2 separate regions of the Homo sapiens genome follow, and region 1 is linked to region 2. Evidence: chromatin contacts called from ENCODE Hi-C data. All regions are on one chromosome and are shown on one strand. Each heading gives the region's core, a stretch centred on a gene start or an enhancer-like site at or near the end of the contact. The rest is flanking DNA. Distances are from core to core; before and after follow the strand shown.

Region 1 (6,639 bases), core at 2,555-5,054, 720 kb after region 2:
TTGCCAGGGCTCTGCTTCTCCAGCCCGTGAGGGAACCCCCACTGTGCCAAATGTCTAGTGCTTCCTGGGCCAAAGGTGCTTATGGTGCAGAAGGACAGAAGGACAAGGCTCCCCTGGATGGGGTCCTGGGTGGAGTCCCAGGTCCTGCTGGCCTTTAACGAATGGTTTTATCCCCTGGGAAGCTCCCTTGCCACCTGGGAGATGAAGTGCTAATGACACTCACCTCACTGCTGCTTAGGGAACTTGCTGTATGCAGCATCTTTGAAAGGGCTCAAAGCCTGCTCCTACCAGGTGCTTGACAGTGGGTTCCCCCATCTTGGGGGGAGTCAGACTCACAAAGCCCTTTCTCAGAACAGGCCTTGGAGTTGGTGGCAGGGCTGAGGCCCGTGGGTGGACCCCGAGGAACCCATCAGCAGGAAATTCAGAGTGGACGGGAACTTCCCAATCTTTCCTCTATCCCTCCTAAGGCCCATCACCCACCCTCTGAGTCTGCTCTCAGAATTCAGCATCAATCACAGAGCTTTTGGATAATTTTTTTATCTTATCCTAGAGGAAAAGGTTTGGTAATTGGAACAACCTCCAATTACCTGCCATAGCAAGTTTCTCTCAAACTCGTCTACTTGTGCACAGACATTGACATTTTGGTTATCAGAGTGTTTGAATTATTTTTGTTTAAAATGTATTTTTATTTTCCTAGCCTCTGTTGCCCAGGCTGGAGAGCAGTGGCGTGATCATGGCTCACTGCAGCCTTGAACTCCTGGGTTCAAGGGATCCTCCCACCTCCGGCTTCTAAGTAACTGAGATTACAGGCACATGTCACTGTGCCTGGCCAATTATTTTATTTTTTGTAGAGACAGGGTCTCACTTGTTGCCCAGGCTCATCTTGAACTCCTGGCCTCAAGCAAACCTCCCACCTTGGCCTCCCACAGTGCTGGGATTACAGGCATAAGCTACTACACCCGGCCCAAATTCTTTTCTTATACGACACTGTCTTCCCAAGCTGTGAAATGCTACAAGTGCATGCATTATTCATCTCCGAAAACCAACCACTGGCAGAGGCAACGCCATGCAATGCACTGCACGCAACCAAACGGTTACTTCTTGCATGCTATGCATTTTGCATACATTCTCTCAATCCTGGATGCTCGGGGTATTATAATCCCCATTTTATAGTTGAGGAAACCGAGGCTCAGCCCAAAGTCATAAGTTAATAATTGCTGAGCCAGGAGCTCACTGATTCATTCATTCAGCAAATACGGTCTCACTCTGTCACTCAGGCTGGAGTGCAGTGGGTGCCTTGACCTCCCAGGCTCAAGTGATGCTCCTGGCTGAGCCTCCCAAGTAGTCGGACAAGTGTAAGACACAATGCTCTGTTAATTTTTTTTTTCATTTTTAATTTTTGAGACAGTCTTTTTTTTTTTTTGAGACGGAGTCTCGCTCTGTCTCCCAGTCTGTAGTGCAGTGGCGCGATCTCGGCTCACTGCAACCTCCGCTTCCTGGGTTTTATGCCATTCTCCTGCCTCAGCCTCCCGAGTAGCTGGGACTACAGGCATGCACCACCTACGCCCGGCTAATTTTTTTTGTATTTTTAGTAGAGATGGGGTTTCACCGTGTTAGCCGGAATGGTCTCGAACTCCTGACCTTGTGATCCGCCCACCTCGGCCTCCCAAAGTGCTGGGGTTACAGGCATGAGCCACCTCGCCCGGCGAGACAGAGTCTTGTTATGTTGGCCAGGCTGGTCTCAAACTCCTGGCTCAAGTGATCCTCCTGCCTTGGCCTCCCAAAGTGCTGGGATTACAGCCATAAGCCACCATGCCTGGCCTTGAGGCAACCTCTTCCTCCCACAGGGAACTGTGATCCCATAAAAATGTCTGAGGCTTTTCCTAACAAAAGCCAGCAGATGCCAGAAAGAGTTATTTCAAATTATAGAGGGCCACTCCTTACTTTAGTGTCCCTTCCTCCTGGCCAGATTTCTGGCATTCCTTTGAGATTACCAGACTGGTGCCAGGGGACAGTGGGACAAAGGGCTTGTCACCTGGGCAGGCCATTGGCATGGCCCCACCTCCCTGTGAGCCGGTATTTTTAGAGAAAGTCCTTGGCTCCTTTATCCAAACGGCCTCCCCAGATTGAAGCCCTTGGCTTCTCAGCCTTTCAAACATCCAGTGGCCGGCCTCCGTCCCAGGGGCCTTGGTCTCTCCTACCTCCCTGCAGGTCAACTTCCAGGCCTGTCGCCACAGCAGCCTTACAAAAGTCCCCTTTCATTTTTATCCTTAAATAAGACCATTTTGCGTGGAGCAAGTTCAGCCAAGTACACACTCTAAAAGATTTTTGCGGCCGGGCGCGGTGGCTCACTCCTGTAATCCCAGCACTTTGGGAGGCCGAGGCGGGCGGATCACGAGGTCAGGAGATCGAGACCATCCTGGCTAACACGATGAAACCCCGTCTCTACTAAAAATACAAAAAAAAAAAAAAAAAAAAAAAAAAAATTAGCCAGGCGTCGTGGCGGGCGTCTGTAGTCCTAGCTACTCGGGAGGCTGAGGCAGCAGAATGGCGTGAACCCGGGAGGCGGAGGTTGCAGTGAGCCGAGATCGTGCCACTGCACTCCAGCCTGGGCGACTGAGCAAGACTCCGTCTCAAAAAAAAAACCAAAAAACATTTTTGCTTCTGGAAGACTGTGAACTCCCCACATAGAAGCATTTCCTGTGTATCAGGCACTGGATTTCCTAAGCCCCTGGCAGCCCAGGAAACCTCCTGTTTCAGCTCATGTCCCATAAAATGGGATCCATAATTTTTATATGTATCAGCACCTCACTTCTAGGAAGGACGGGAGCAGTGAGGGACATGGGGCAGTGTGTGGCAAACGGTAGCAGGGGCCCTTGCCCCTCTACCCCGGCAAAGGTGCGTTAGTCACGGTCACAAGGCTGTTTCCTGCGGGGGATGGGGAGGCAGGGGCAGCGTCCACAACGCCAGTAGCCCCGTGGCACGCACCTTTGGCCTGTGCTCTGGGCAGTTGCGGCGGCCCCATGGCGGGGATGATGCCCCTCCCTCGACGGTCCCTGGGCCTCCAGCCCTGAACTTCTAGGCCCGAGCATCCTCAGTACCACGGACAGGGAAACTGAGGCTGCGGGAGGCGTGCAGAGGGCTGGGCCCCGGTAGCCGGCGTGCAGCCGGGCCCAGCCTGGCCCACCGTGTGGCCTCGAGCCCGTCACCTCTTCCCTCCTTCAGACCTCGGTTTCTTAGTAATTCTTCGGGCTCCGCGTTGGACAGGGCGAGACGCGCCTGTGGCAGCGCTGGGAAATGTTACAAAATCACACCCACTGAGCCCCAGGAGGAGGCTGCTCGCCCAAGGTCACGCGGAGAGGGCAGTAGCCTCCAGACACGTTTCCTGCCTGCCCCTGCCAGGCCCGGCCTCTGATGTCACGGGGCTTCCGAGGGGTCCAAGGAAACTTTCAGCTCCCAAAGCCAACCCCGGGGTCCTCCGAGGCTCAGGAGCCTCCCTCGCTCGGCCCAGTCCGGCTCCGTCCCACCGCGGAGGCGCTCTCCCGGCGCCCCCCGCGCCTCGCTCCCCTCTCCCCCTTCCCTGCGACCGCCGGGGCGCCCCCTCGACGCCCCGCCCCCTTCGCCCAGGCCCCGCTCACGGAGGCCGCAGCGCTCTGGGTTGGGGGCGGCGCCGCAGCCAATGGGGAGGCGGTGTGGCGAGGGCGGCGGCGGTTATGATGCGCCGGGCCGGCGGACGGCGGCCAATCAGTGGCGAGCGCGAGGGCGGGCTGTGACGCGGCCGGCGCTCCTCGTGCGGCGGCGGCAGAGGAGCGAGTGCAGCGGCCAGCAGCACATCCCCGCTCCACAGTCGCCGCAGTCGCCGCAGCCGCCGCCGCCGCCCCGCGCGCCCAACCGCCGCGGCCCCCTGCCCCGCCGGCCTGCCAGTGAGAGAGCGGCGAGGGGGCGCCCGGCCGGACTCTGAGCCTAGTCCTCTCGCGCTGCGGCCGCCCGCGCCTCCTCGGCCGCCTGTCGGGCATGAAAACCAAATTCTGCACCGGGGGCGAGGCGGAGCCCTCGCCGCTCGGGCTGCTGCTGAGCTGCGGTAGCGGCAGCGCGGCCCCGGCGCCCGGCGTGGGGCAGCAGCGCGACGCCGCCAGCGACCTCGAGTCCAAGCAGCTGGGCGGCCAACAGCCGCCGCTCGCGCTGCCCCCTCCGCCGCCGCTGCCGCTGCCGCTGCCGCTGCCCCAGCCCCCGCCGCCGCAGCCGCCCGCAGACGAGCAGCCGGAGCCCCGGACGCGGCGCAGGGCCTATCTGTGGTGCAAGGAGTTCCTGCCCGGCGCCTGGCGGGGCCTCCGCGAGGACGAGTTCCACATCAGTGTCATCAGGTCGGTGGCGCCGGGTCTGGGGGCCGCGGGACAGTCAGGTGACGCGGGGCGGGGCCGGGGCGGGGTCCGGGCAGGGGGCGTGGGCCGGGGGGGTCGGGGGCCGGGGGAGCCGGGGCCGGGGCGGAGGCCGGGGACCGGGGACCGCAGCCGGCGAAAGCCCTCCTTCTCCCAGCCCTGGGTAATCCAAGGGAAGCGGGTTCGCGGCCGCCGCAGGCCGTCCACAAACAGGCTTTTGTAAAAACGTCGGTTTCATGAGAAAACGGGTCTGTTCTAGGAGAACAATACCGTTCCATCACGAAGTGCGTGTGGTACTGACGCTTAAGATAGGTCTAGAAAGTCTCTGCGGTTTAGGGCCTTGAATGAAGGTGTTGTGGCTGGCTTTAAAAACACAAACCACTTTTTAACTTTTTTCTGTTAGTTTTTCGAGTTCGCGATTTGATGTCTTGTTCCCTCTCCAAGAGTCATTGTTAGTGGAGGAGTAGCATTTTCTCATCCCCTAAGAGACATCACTATAGCTGTGTTACTAGACAAAGGTGGGAGGCGTGGCTCCTAAAATAAGAGTAAGGTAGAAATGTTTTTTCCTTTTTTTTTTTTTTTTGAGACGGAGTTTCGCTCTTGGTCCCCAGGCTGGAGTGCAGTGGCGCGACCTCGGCTCACTGCAACCACGGCCTCCCGTGTTCAAGCGATTCTCCTTGCCTCAGCCTCCCGAGTAGCTGGGATTACAGACACACGCCACCACGCCCGGCTAATTTTGTATTTTTAGTAGAGACAAGGTTTCTCCATGTTCGTTAGGCTGATCTTGAACTCCCGACCTCAGGTGATCCACCCGCTTCGACCTCCCAAAATGTTGGGATTACAGGCATGAGCCACCGCGCTCGGCCATTTTTTCCTTTTTTTAAACTTGAAAATATTTAATCTTAAATTTGAATTACAGAAGTACGCGTGTAGGTATTCAGACTTAACAGAAGTCTGACCTTCTTTCACCACTCTGCTCCGAAGACATAACCATTCAACGTAGTGTGTGCATCCTTCTATTGAGACCTTTAAAGATGTGTTCCCGGGCCGGGCGCAGTGGCTCACGCCTGTAATCCCAGCACTTTGGGAGGCCAAGGTGGGCGGGTCACGAGGTCGGGAGATCGAGACCAGCCTGGCCAACATGGTGAAACCCCATATCTACTAAAAATACAAAAATTAGCTGGGCATGGTGGCGCACACCTGTAGTCCCAGCTACTTGGGAGGCTGAGGCAGGAGAATCGCTTGAACCTGGGAGGCGGCGGTTGCAGTGAGCCGAGATCACGCCACTGCACTCCAGCCTTTGACAGAGAGAGACTGTCTCAAAAAAACAAAAACAAAGAACGTGTTCCGTCATTTTCTGCCAATTTTCTTTTAATTGGCTGACAGGTTGTGTGCAGTATCTAGAAATTTGCTGGCTGGCTGCCACCAGTAATCCCCAAGTCCAGTTTTGGTCATTTGATTCCTTTTCTGTGCCCACTGTCTTTCACCAGAGCCGCTAATGCAGCAAAATTAACTCTTTGAGCTTCACTTCCTCTTTGTGCTTCAGCCCCTCTGACTGCTTATGAGCTAAGAGTGAGAGTTAATAGGCAGTTGGTAAGGAAGCAGAGAAAAGAAAACCGAGGCTGTTTAGATAATCCCTGAATTGCTTAATGGCACTTAAAAAAAATTCAGCTCTCTCCAAGGTTTACTTTAATCTACTTTTAGTTAGGCCTGAAAATTCTCAACTAGAAGGGCGATCATTTTAGGCCATGTACTCATCAGTCTGTGAAATGGAAAACCTAAAGGAGAAGTGACTTGCCTGAGGTCAGTGGCTGTTTACTGCCTTCAAAGCCTGAACTGCCAGGTCTCTGGTGTCCCCTTCTCCTGCACCAGTGCTCTAGCCTGCGGCCTGTGAAAATGTTTGGACACCCTAGATCCAGCCTTAAGATATTTTCATGGCTTTCTCCAGGGAGAGTCACTCAGCAGTTAAACTTTTGCATTTTGCTCAAACCAGTTATTAGGAAAGCATTGAGGATGTCTTGTTTCTTTTCTCCAGGAGTTAGCAGTCTTGGAAAACACAGCTTTCCTTTTGGATTGGATGACCTTTTTACATAATGTTGCAAGAGTACACTCTCTCAGTCCTGTGTTCTGAAAGAGAACGTAGTTATGGAATAAGTTTAATAAGGAGAAAAAAAGGTGATTTAGGACATGGGAAAGTGGGTGATGTCTAGCTTTTAAAAAAGACACAAGGGCATTTGGAGGTGCGGAGAAGGAGAGGAAT
Region 2 (6,556 bases), core at 538-3,037:
ACAAGCGCAAGCAGGGGGACAAACCCCCAACTTCTAACCTCAAAGAAATGCAAATTAAAAGGAGAGATGAGAGATTCTTCCCTCCCCCACCCCTCCTTTTAGGATTGGCAAAGATTAAAATAATCCATAATCGGAGACAGGGCCCCGCTTGCACGCGCGGGTGGCAGTGGAAGTTGGTAAACTTTTCGGCATGGTAGCTTGGCCTGTGTCACCAAAATGTCGCACGTGCCTGGTTGCTTCCCCTCCAGGGATCTATCCTACAGGATAATCAGGAGCTCCAGGAGGTACATCGACGGCCAACGCAGCTTTTATTTATACCTGCAATGGTGGGGTGGGGGGCGGGGAGGAGGCCCTAATTGTCCAATGGGGGCCGCGTAAATGGATCACAGCATAGTCAAAGGAAATCTTATGCAGCCTTGGGAAGGCCGGTGGTCATCTCCGTCCCCCAGCAGAGACCTGTCTACGACGTAAGCCAAGTGAAAACAAAACAGCCTTACAGACAGCTTGCATCCTAGCCTTCCTTTAAAACAGCGAGCCCGGGAACCGCAGGGAGAGTTAACTGCAGCGGTGGTGGGGGGCGGGATCAAAGGAGAACTTTCATTTTCTCTTCTAAATTCTTCTGCGGTAACAACTAAATGATACAGAAAGAAGGATGGTTGCAAACATGGATTTTTTCATAACTAGAAGAAGTGGTCGAACTTAAAAAGAGCAGGGTTCATAAAAGAGGTTTAAAAGAGTCTTTGTTCATAACATCGGTGCATTTATGGAGCACCTGCTGTATGCAGAGCCGCCAGCTCGCGCCTGGAAGCATTGCGGGCAAAGATAGGGGAGGGGTGGCTCCCGGTCAGGAAGACCCCCTTGGCCCTCCTGTTACGCTTGGGGCCCCTCTCCCTCCCCCTCAACCCCCTGGGTCCCCTGCAGCTGCGCTCGCCCTAGACTCCTGGGACCGGTGGATGTTCAGTTCCCGCTCCCGGCCCCTCTCCCGAGCTCCAGCACAAGGGTCTCTCGGTCGCTCTGCCCTGGCCTCCAGCTACTCCTCTCCCAGCACCTATTATGTTCTTGACGCTGGAAGAATTATTTTAGTAAATCTCACCAAAGCCCCCCAAGTGAGGCATTTTTATCCTAGCTAGATGAGGAGGAGCCACGCTGCCTCTGGATCGCGATGACTGCCACTCGTGGTATAAGGTCTGATTTGGGGCATGGGCTGTGGAATCAGATCTGGACCCAATGTCCGATCTATCACTTCCCCGCGCTTTTTTTTTTAGAGACGGGGTCTCGCTACGTTGCCCAGGCTGGCCTCGAACTCCTGGCTTCAAGCGACTTCCCGCCTCCCGAGTAGCTGGGATTACAGGCGCGCCCCACCACTCCCTGTGGATCGGTTGCTTCTCAGCTCGGTGATGTGGGGTAACTTATTTCCTGGCCCGCGACCCTTGTCTGCATGAAAGAGTCAGGGGTGAATACCATCAGGGGGTGCCTGGAGCATTACACGGGGCAATGCCGATAGATAAGTCGCGAGGATCAGCCAGGCACGGAGCTAAGCGATTTTATGCGCACGGCCTCCACGAGATGGCTCGTTTTACGGATGAGGAAACTGAGGCTCGGAGGGTGAGGAATCTCGTCCTAGACCCCATTCCGGCAGAGGTCGAGGACGCGAGCACCCGCTCGAGCCTCAGTTTCCCTCCCCTCCTAGCCCCGCGGACGCCCCGCCCCGCCGAGGCCCCGGGCCCGCCCTCCGCGCGCCGGGAGTCACCCGCCTGCAGGCGCCGCAGCCGGACCCGCCTCAGCCAATCCGCTGCTGCCGGCGTCGGGTGCGCTCGGCCTCGCCCGCGGCCCTCCTTCCCCGGCTCCCGCTCGCCGCTCGTTCACTCCACCGCCGCCGCCGCCGCCGCCGCTGCCGCTGCCGCTGCCGCACCTCCGTAGCTGACTCGGTGAGGCCCGGTCGCCCGCGGTGGGGAGGGTGGCGGGGCGGCCCTGCGGGCTGCGGGGGCCGGGGACGGGCGGGGCGCGGGGCTGCCGGGAACCGGACCGGGTGGGGGACGCCGCCGGAACCGGGGCGCCGAGAGGAACCCCGGTATTCCCCCCGGACGGCGGGGTTGTGGAGATCCTGAACCCAGAAAGAGGCCGGGGCTCCCCATGTTCCCCAGGGGATTGGGTCTGAGGGTCCACCGGGGGTCGGTCCATCCGCAGGCGGGTCCCGTGCGGCCGCGGGAGGGATGCTCGGCCCTCCGGACTTGGCTGGACGCCTCCGGCCCGGGGCCAGCGGGGCCACCGGCTCCCTTGTCTCCCACTCCTTAATCCGCCCTGGACTGGATTGAGTCTGAGGGTCTGCCCAGGGGTCGGTCAGCCTGCGGGTGGCCGCGGGAGGGATGCTGGACGCTCTGGATGCTTTCCAGGATGCCTTCGCCCGGGGCCAGTAGGGCCTCCGGCTCCTGTCCCTGCCCATCCCACCCTGGCTCTGGAGAGGATTGGGTCTGGGGGTCCGCCCGTGGGTTGGTCACCTACGGGCAGGTGCAGTGCGGCTGAGGGAGGGGTGCTCGGCCCTCGGGATTCGGCAGGGCGCCGCTGACCCCATCCCAGCGTCCGTCTCCCCGGTCCCCCTCCCCATGCCCGCCCTCGCGGTGCAGCCGTCGGGACACGCCCTTGGCGCAGGGACTCCAGGCGCGGTCCGAGCGCTGCCGTGAGCAGGATGAGGGTGCCGGGCCCAGTGCCTGCTTGGGAGCGCCCCGCAGCCTCTCCCGTGCAGCGCTGGGTCAAGGGCGGGTGGGCGCGGAGCATGTGCCCAAGGTCGTGCCGGGCTGGGAGCGGCGGGGCCGCGGGAGGGTGGGGGTGTCACGTGGCCGTGCCCTGGCGAACTTGGCCTGCGAGCCCGACGGTGCGGTCAGGGCCACGCGGGGCAGCCCCTTCTCGGAGCCACCGCCGCGGCCAGCCAACAGCCGGCTTCTTTCGGTTTGTCAGGAGAGGCCATGGGTCAGCGTCTTTATAATGTAAATCCGCCCTTGGCTTTCGTTAAAGCCGCAGAACTCAAAGATGAGGGCCGATCTTACTTTAAAAAAAGAAAACAACTCAGAGAGTTAAAAATCCCAACTACCTACCAGGTTAAATACATAACAAAGTTAATATTCCCAACTCGGCACAGGCTTTCGGTTCCTCTCGGCTCCGTGTGTTATAAAATATTTAAGGGCAGATTTTAGTAGGAAGCTGGTAACTTTGTAAGTTACCGAATAAAATGAAAATCGGTTTTACCTTTTGCAACGTTGTATTTTGTTACACCATTTTCTTCCACAGGTGTCCGGTTTCTGGTCATTCCAGATATGCAAGCATGTTTATTTCATTCTAAGCCACAAACCAAGTGAATAAAAAATGGCTGAGCACTGGTCTTCTATTTATGCCAGGAAGCACCCCCACCCCCGGGCCTTTCCAAATTCTTTAAGGCGACTCTGACCGAGTGAACGTAGCAATAAATTGAGGACATAAGTGTCGCTGAGAATGCACACCGCTGAGGCCAGCGAACATCCAGCTGTCAGTTGGTCTGGGGACTATCAGCATTCGCAGCTGGTTCTTTGGATTGGTTTTGCCTCAATACCAAGAGCCTGTGGACTGCTTTTCGCATGTAAATTACTGGTTTCCTTCCTGTGAAGCATTGCTAGCCTAGACCTTGCACTTGAACCCTATCTTAACAGTTGGAATCAAACAATAAAAAGGGCCAGGTTTGGGAGTGCACACACTTTGTTTCAAAGTGGCAGAAGTTGGCATCATGCACAGGCCAAAATAACGTTTCGAGTTGGTACTAAAAACAAGCCGCCTACCCTGGAGGGGAAGAGAATTAAACTGGGTCCCTTCCGATACTGCTGCGGCTGCTGCGTTTGGCCCCGGCCCCGGACCAGTGGTCACCGAGCGGTCAAGTTGGGCCTCCGGGGAGCCCTGGAACGAGGGCCTGCCCTTACCCAACCCTGGCCCCGAGTGCTCATTCATAAAAACACCGTCAGTTTTCACTGAGGCTTCACAGTGAGCCCCTTTTAGACGCGCCCTGGGCTCTTGAGCGCGGTGCCTGCGTTTCTGGCTCGTTGGATGCAGCATCTGTCATCAGAAGCACTGAGCACCGAGCTGTCCCCACAGCTGGGCACCGCAGGGCTCGACCTTCCCACGGAGAGGTGCGTTGCATTTCTCCCGCTGTCGCTGGGGTGGCCACAGGGACGCGCGCCAACTCGCTCCGGAAGGTCTCTGTGGGCACGGCGGGTGGAACAGGATCCGAGCGCCTGGGACGCGCCAGCCTGGGGGCGGGGCTGCTGCTGACCTTTCCCCTACTTTTCTCAGCCGTCACGTGACGCCGCCCGGGGCTTGGGGGAAGGGGCGGGGCGCGAAGCCGCAGTTGCTGGCGGTGCCCTTCCGAGGACGCTTTCCAAGCGAGCAATTAAACTTGCTGCCCGAAATCTAAAGGCGCAGGGGCGGTGGCAGCGGCGGCGGGAGGCGGAAACCGGAGCCTGCGCGGGCCAAGGGCTGCTTCTGCACTTTGATCGTTTGCATTTTTTCCTTTGTTGGAAAAAATGTTTAGTCACTCTGCATGGTTATTATTGGCAGGCCAGAATTCTGTTGCTGGTGGAAGCCTGAACTTGAATTCCGGAAGAATTGGTGCTTTAAGAATTAAAATGGCTGTTCGAGATTGTTTGTTTAAAGTGTGTTGGAGAGAATCTCTCGAGAATCTCTCCAACACACTTTAAAGAGGCCTCACTTGTCTTCTGCCAGTCTTGAGCTTTTCTTGTGAAGACTTTTGTTTTGTTTTGTTTTTACAAATAAGCGATATAAGCATACGATGCAAAGTTAAAGAGGCACAGATGGGCCCGGCCCCGTGGCTCACGCCTGTAATCTCAATGCTTTGGGAGGCCAAGGTGGGAGGATTGCTTTGAGGCCAGGAATTCGAGACCAACCTGGGCAACAGAGCCAGACCCCTGTCTCTACAAACAATTAGTAGGGCCTGGTGGAGTGCATCTGTGGTCCCAGCTACTCAGGAGGCTGAGGTGGGAGGATGGCTTCAGCCCAGGAGGTGGAGACTGCAGTGAGCTATGATTGCACCACTGCGCTCCAGCCTCGGTGACAGCCAGACCCTGTCTCTGTTTTTTTTTTTTTTTTTTTAAAAAGGTGCAGATACAGAGTAGAGTCCTTCTCACTTGGTTCCCCTCTCCAGATGCCACCACTATTACCAGTTTCTTTGACGACATGTACAGGATATGTTTTTTAAACAAATTGATTGCTTAACACAAGTAAGGACTTTTTTCTGCTTGCTAGCTTCAAATATTTGTTACCTTGTGTAAATTTCAACTTTTACCCCATCCAAATGTCAGGTGAAGGTTGGATCTCCAGCAGGCCCTGGGCTGAGGCCAGCTACCCTATTTGGGTATCTTGACGGCCTCAGAAGTGTCTGCCTTTGCCTTTTTTTTGGTGAGGATTGTTCTTCGGTCCAGGAACGTCTTTGGAAGTTAACAGTGAAAGAAATCATGCTGCTGAGTGAGGCGTGCCCTCTCCAGGGTGTGCAGGAGGGTCACCGTCACCTTGGAGGGTTGGGCAGTAGGGTGGGTACCGCTCTGCTTCCTGAGGGATATAGGTTAGGCATTGGACACCAAGTCCTTTATGTTAAGAAAGGAAGGCTTCATACTCCTGATGCGGGTGGTTTGTGGTACCCAGCCCAGGAGCCGGAGAGCCAGCCTGCATTCTTCCTGTTCCCTAAGCCCCCACATGCAGCCGGGGCTAAGTGCTGCTACTTCTTCCTAACTCACCCTTACATTCACCTTCCTCATTATTTCAGTGGCCCAGAGCAGACATTCAGATATGTGTTGAAGGAATGACAGAACATTTGAGACATCCTTTCTTTTTTTTTCTTTAGTGACAAGGTCTTGCTCTGTTGTCCAGGCTGGAGTGCCGTGGCGCAATCATAGTGCACTCTTGGCCTCAAGCGATCCTCCCACCTCAGCCTCCCAAAGCACTGGGATTACAGGCATAAGCCCCCTCGCCCTGCCCGAAGCACCCTTTTTCCACTCTGGATTGCCATAACCGCCTGACGAGGGGCACTGTTATTCCTGTTTGTGTTATGGGAAGTTCCTGTGAGGGAGGCAGGGAGCAGAGGAGCATTTGGGTCCCCCCTCAATGCACCTTCCTTCATGCTGCTACTGTGGCTGAGGACATCTGGACCCGAGACCACGTCCCTATTCTCTCCCCACAGCAAGCTGCTAGCTCTCTGCAGTGATGTCTGCTTCGCCCACCAGCCCTGGCTCACTCAGGGGGTCCTGTGGTCATCAGGTCACATTGAGTCACCACAGACAGCTTTCCTAACGCTGTGTTCTGATGCCCTGGAGAAACTGTCAGCTAAGCGCAGTGGCTCACGCCTGTAATCCCAGCACTTCTGGAGGCCACGATGGGCGGAACATGAGGTCAGGAGATCGAGACCAGCCTGGCCAACACAGTGAAACCTCGTCTTTACTAAAATACAAAAAGGTAGCTGGGCATGGTGATGCACGCCTGTAATCCCAGCTACTCGGGAGGCTGAGGCAGGGGAATCGCTTGA

Evidence for each region. Hi-C counts contacts between places; a loop is a spot of excess contacts on that map. Pooled maps may share reads with other maps.
Region 1: a loop to region 2 is called in a map of gastrocnemius medialis, with 3 times the contacts of the local background. The contact joins the promoter of CHKA here to the promoter of CPT1A in region 2. A Hi-C loop is called at or near these places in 1 of 168 maps with a recorded cell type or tissue (gastrocnemius medialis), 3 of 37 single-sample maps with no recorded cell type and 8 of 50 pooled maps.

Annotation. Positions count from the first base shown.
Region 1 is chr11:68,118,553-68,125,191 of GRCh38, reverse strand. CHKA (choline kinase alpha) reads left to right here and starts at 3,804. Exons shown (of 12, transcript NM_001277.3): 1 at 3,804-4,364. The coding sequence starts at 4,015. It overlaps CHKA-DT (CHKA divergent transcript), which reads right to left and starts at 3,304. Exons shown (of 4, transcript NR_183630.1): 1 at 2,989-3,304. RefSeq lists silencers at 2,950-3,049, 3,400-3,829, 4,400-4,529 and enhancers at 2,299-3,065, 3,066-3,831, 4,680-4,809, 4,950-5,079, 5,505-6,021 and 1 more.
Region 2 is chr11:68,837,147-68,843,702 of GRCh38, reverse strand. It overlaps CPT1A (carnitine palmitoyltransferase 1A), which reads left to right and starts at 1,787. Exons shown (of 19, transcript NM_001876.4): 1 at 1,787-1,928. RefSeq lists enhancers at 6-145, 868-1,393, 3,602-3,761 and silencers at 1,539-1,898, 1,919-1,968, 2,179-2,258, 2,519-2,618, 2,669-2,948 and 1 more.